Linked DNA regions of Mus musculus: region 2 is linked to region 1. Evidence: chromatin loops called from intact Hi-C (ENCODE). Cell type or tissue: heart. All regions are shown on one strand.

The links. Hi-C counts contacts between places; a loop is a spot of excess contacts. Peaks named below come from ENCODE experiments on the same cell type or tissue, not always from the same donor. Only the 100,000 strongest peaks of a DNase experiment are listed, where the experiment ranks them.
Region 2: a loop joins it to region 1, with 2.6 times the contacts of the local background. A loop is called at or near these places in 7 of 42 quality-filtered maps.

Annotation. Positions count from the first base shown.
Region 1 is chr2:84,659,146-84,661,645 of GRCm38, reverse strand. Btbd18 (BTB (POZ) domain containing 18) reads right to left here. Exons shown (of 5, transcript NM_001145100.1): 1 at 2,053-2,500; 2 at 1,465-1,549; 3 at 487-598; 4 at 46-215. The coding sequence starts at 169. Among named protein-coding and RNA genes, the nearest start is that of Btbd18, 1.3 kb to the right of the region's middle. In heart, a CTCF peak has its summit at 1,161 (motif pointing right); no DNase peak of the experiment used is centred here.
Region 2 is chr2:84,478,110-84,480,609 of GRCm38, reverse strand. No RefSeq gene overlaps it. Among named protein-coding and RNA genes, the nearest start is that of Tfpi, 5.2 kb to the right of the region's middle. In heart, a CTCF peak has its summit at 1,299 (motif pointing right); no DNase peak of the experiment used is centred here; H3K27ac peaks cover 246 bases.

The DNA.
Region 1 (2,500 bases):
TTGTTCTATAGTAATTTTTCAGCTCAACCTCGGTTAATTTCTTACCCTCTGCCTGCAGAAGGGCATCACAAAACACACCACTCTGCTGCTGGTGATGAAGCTGTAGAAAAGCTACCCGGAGGAACCGGGGGTTCCTGTACAGGATTTTGGAACTGGCAGGAGAGCACATGTTGTATTTGGTTAATAAACCTTCTAGGTTTTCCTGGTTCAGATTCCTGTGGGGAGATAATATATTTCAGAGTTAAGATTAACCCTAACTTATGTTTTTGTCTTTTAAATGGCAAAAAAAAAAAAAATTAAAAGCTAATGAGTTGAAGAAACACAAGCTGAGAAGTTACCCCGAGGATAATGTCAAGAAAGACTATTATGACAGGGGGAGTCTTGGCTCCGTTCTAAAGTAGCATAGCTGTATTAATATCATGCAGGTAACCTAACTTCTCAGAGACTCATTTTTCTCATGCATGAAATGGAAATAACAGTACTTACCTTGTAAGGCTTCTAAAAATTTTTAAATAAGCCAGACATGGGGGAGCATGTCTAAAATTCCAGTTCTTAGGAGGCAGACATCCATCAAGGCCAGCCTAGGCTATATGAGACCCTGTCTCAAACACAGAATAAGAGAATGGTGGTACATGTCTGTAATTGAAGCAACTGAGACGAAAAGGCAAGAGAACTGTGAGTTTGAGGTCAGCCAGCATGGGCTGCACAGGGAGACTGACTCAAAATTAAATGAGTCAATACAGGCAAGATTGCTTAGTCCAGTGTATGCCTAGTACAAAATAACTATCTCCTTAAGTGTCTGTCTGCTATCTTTGTTTGTTTGTTTTTTGAGACAGGGTCTCTCTGTATAGTCCTGGCTGTCCTGGAACTCACTTTGTAGACCAGGCTGGCTTTGAACTCAGAAATCTGCCTGCCTCTGCAACCTGGGTGCTGGGATTAAAGGCGTGTGCCACCATGCCCAGCTCTGTCTGCTATCTTTATTACTCAGTTTTTCTCATTCATATTAGCACCAAGACCCAACTCCTGTAGTGCCAACTACTTGCATTCTTCCTGAGCACCACAGCTCAGAATACTCTAAACCTCACACTTTCAAAAGCTCTAACTGCTAGCTATAAAAGTGACTCTGCAAAGCCATAAGCACTTCCCTTTCACTTATTACACTAACCAGCAGAGGGTGCACAATCGAGACAAGACAGGATGTGGGAGGTCTTGCAGAGAAACAAGAGCAAAGTGAGTTGTTGACTGACCAAAGTGAGCCAGACTGGCCTCATCAATTTGCAATACTGTGGACTTTGTGTCCCTGGTTAACTGCCTGGCTAACAGTGGAGCGAGGAGAGGTAAGCAGTTGACTCTTCTCCACCAAATAAAATGAATATTCTGACCTACACGTCTAGTTTGTGTGTGTGTGTGTGTGTGTGTGTGTGTGTGTGTATGTGTCATGACCACTTCCCCACCTCCACTCACCGTACAACTGTGCGTTCTTTTTCCGGTACCGTTACGTAGTTTTCTGTCAGGTAGCACTGAAGAGTCCAAATAGTTCACGTCAAAACTATCAGGAAAGAAAAGAGCGAGTAAGTAAATTAAGAAGGCGAAGCGTCGGGCGTGGTGGCGCACGCCTTTAATCCCAGCACTAGGGAGGCTGAGGCAGGCAGATTTCGGAGTTCGAGGCCAAGCCTGAGTTCCAGGACAGCCAGGGCTAAACAGAGAAACTGTCTTGAAAAAACAAAAACAAAAAAAGAACGCAAAGCATCAGCTGGGTTTGGTGGTCTGGTGTCCTTATGTCTGCAATCTTAGCTATTATTCAGGAGGCCAAGGCAGGAGTATTATATGTTTCAGATCCGCATGGGCAATTTAGCGACCTCCATTCTCAAAATAGAACTTGGGTAGAGGTCTTGCCTGGCTTGTGTGTGGCCTTATACTACGAAAGAGGATGGGAAAGACTACTAATTTTCATCCCCGCCCTTGGAAATGTAGAGGAGCGAGGCCCCAGTTGCAAGGGTGAGGGAAGGATTTCCAAAGCATCAAGGCCTTAGCCGTGTCCTCAGACCCAACCTGAAATTGTTCTGCAGTAGAATTTGTTCCTGTTGTCCTCACTTTCCTCCGGTCCTCTTGTCTGCTTGCTGGTCTCCTCCTAATGTCCAGCCTCAAGCCGAAAGGTTGCGACAAGCAGCAGAGGTTGCCCCCACAACCTCAGCGATCCCCTCCCACTCCAGAAACAAGAAAATGAGGGTTAGTGGCGAAACGGTGGCACAGAAGGCCCTGCAAAGCAGGTCACCCCCACACGCCTGGGGCCCCCAGGCCCAACTCCTTTGAAGAAGGCTCTTCGGCGCGAGGGGTGCTGGGAATGGAGCAAGGCGCTAGTGGAGGCCTGAAATCAGGGCTGGCCCTCGCGGTCACCGCTGGCTTCGTCCACACGGGTTCTGTAGTTTCTCCTTGGCGCCCTCGGGCCGCTGCGGGTCTCCAGCACCCACATGCACTGGGAGTGATGACGACGAGGTCT
Region 2 (2,500 bases), 180 kb after region 1:
AATTTTAAACGATCAGGAAAATGAAGTTCCCAGTTTCTGTGGATTATATTTATGGGTTAAAGTTTACTTTGATCTTTAAAAGATCATTAACTCAAGAATTACAATTTTAAGGGTCAAACTTAACAGGAATCCAACAATTATAAAATCCTGGTCTGATAAAAGAGTTACTCACTTATTGTAAATTGTTAAAGATAACTAAGGTATACAAGTTAATGGTTAGTCATGCTAAGTACAAATGCAATTTATATGGAAGCAAGCTTGGAGGTAAACATTAAAGCAATATATTCCAGGAAATTGTTGACAACTAAAATTATACTTGAGCAGCAACAAAAAAAATCTGTAATAGTTCTGTTTTGCAAAATTGTGGTTCTCAACTTAACCCATCTCTTGATTGATTTATGCTCAAGGTTTTGTGTGTGTGTTTGTGTGTGTGTGATAATCTTAATAGTTTTAGTAATTATACATGCCACTTTTGAAATCTCTATTTGTAGTTCAATAACCATTGCTGGGACTGGTAATTAAAAAAGCATAAAATCAGTCCTCAGCTTGGTGGTGATAGCGCATGCCTTTAAGATTAAGTTAGACTAATCATTTAGTTAAAAAAATAAATAAATTAAGCTGGGTGGTGATGGCACATGCCTTTAATCTCAGCACTTGGGAGGAAGAGGCAGGCAGATCTCTGAGTTGAGAGGCCAGCTTGGTCTACAGAATGAGTTCCAGGGCAGACAAGGCTACACAGAGAAACCTTGACTTGAAAACAAAATGAAACAAAACAAAACAAACAAACAAACCCAACCAATCAACCAACCAACCAACCATATTTAGGTTGCGACTTCTCTAGGGCAAAATGCTTTTGGGAATCAGAAATAGCATTATTTTTTAAAGTGAAAAAATTTATTAAAGTTAGCATAGCTAAGTATAGCATAGTATGTGGGGGTTTAGGTGGGTCTATATACCCCTTTTTATAAAAAAAATGCCATTTAAGTATTTGATAGTGACATTCCATGATAGATTGGCCCTGTAGATTGTAAGGGAATCCGGTAATACGATTAATAGTTCATAAATTGTAAAATTCCTTAAAGCATTTGCTAGCATAAGCAGGACCATGGTCAGATTTTAGTTGTAATGGGAGTCCTAGAAAGAAGAAGGTGTATCTGAGATTGTTTCACCCCATGACCAGAAGCAAAAATCATATTAGAAAAGATATTTCACTTGTTACATCAACATATTTGGGATGTCAAAATTCTGAGATATGAAAGATATTTGTGAAATGGCATTAGGTTTTACCGTTGAGATAAAATTCCACCAGCAGATGGCAGTGGTGTAGAAGAAGCTATGAGAATTTTGGACACCCCAAAAAGAAAGTAAGAGGACTAAGGAGGACGCCATCTCATCCCAGGCTGAAACCTGGCAGATGTTAACAAGTCTGGCAGATTAGAATGAGCACGAACATGAGTTGTGAATAAAGGTTGGGTTTACTGTTGTATACACACACCTGGAGCAAGAGAAATGACATTGATAGTGGGTTGGGTTTAAGTCTTGCAGTTTCTAAAAGAGAAACAACCATGCAGAGCCAGTTAACATATTTAGTGGCTGAGAAGCATATAATACAAGCTGATTGATTATGGTGAGTTCAGACTGTTAAGGGTACAGTCAGTGGTGGGTACAATCTTTTTTGTGGATGATGTAGAATTCATAAATAAACATATGCTCCTTGTCCTTTTGAAGAGCCATATATAAAAGCATTAATAAGAAATCTCTATAAGATTATTAGAGGTAGAACTTTAGGTCATTTGCATGGGTTTAAAGAAAAGATTTTAAAATACCTTAAAAGGTGATCTTTGGGATAATGATTATCTATAAGTCCTGTGTAATAAGCTAATGCTACCTGCCAATTATTATCAGCATGAGACAAACAATCAGCCTGCATTTTATTTTGTGGCATTATAATTTGTATAGGCTCTTTAGCAGTAAGTTGTTTAAGACACTTCCTTCCCATCATTATCAAGTGTATAATTTCTTGTAAATAAGGAATTAGATTCAAACATGAGAGTTGCGGAGATTTAAGTCACGTGTAAATTTCTATAAAATTGATGTGCAATCCTAATAGGTAATGAGAAGGAAGGATAAGTGATTGATAAGGAAGGGAGAGATTAGGTCCATGAGCTACCACTTTAGCAGCTGCATCTTTAAATAAATTAGTAATGTGTTCTGCATCAGGTGTTATGTTAACGGACCTGTTTTATAATGCTTTCCAGGTGCTTGCTCAGTATGTAGGAGTCTTCTGTAATAAACAGCTAACTACAGATACCTTTGCCTTCTCCTGAGCGCTGGTACATGGTCCAGCTGTCATACAACTGCATTTAACCTTATGCCAACTTTATGCTTAACATTATTTAACTCATATTAATCTTGACGTAAAAGTTTTCCTCATATAACTTTGTTCGTTAATGTTCCGCACAAAGTTGTACAGTTTTTACCTCCTGCGTTATGTTCTGGA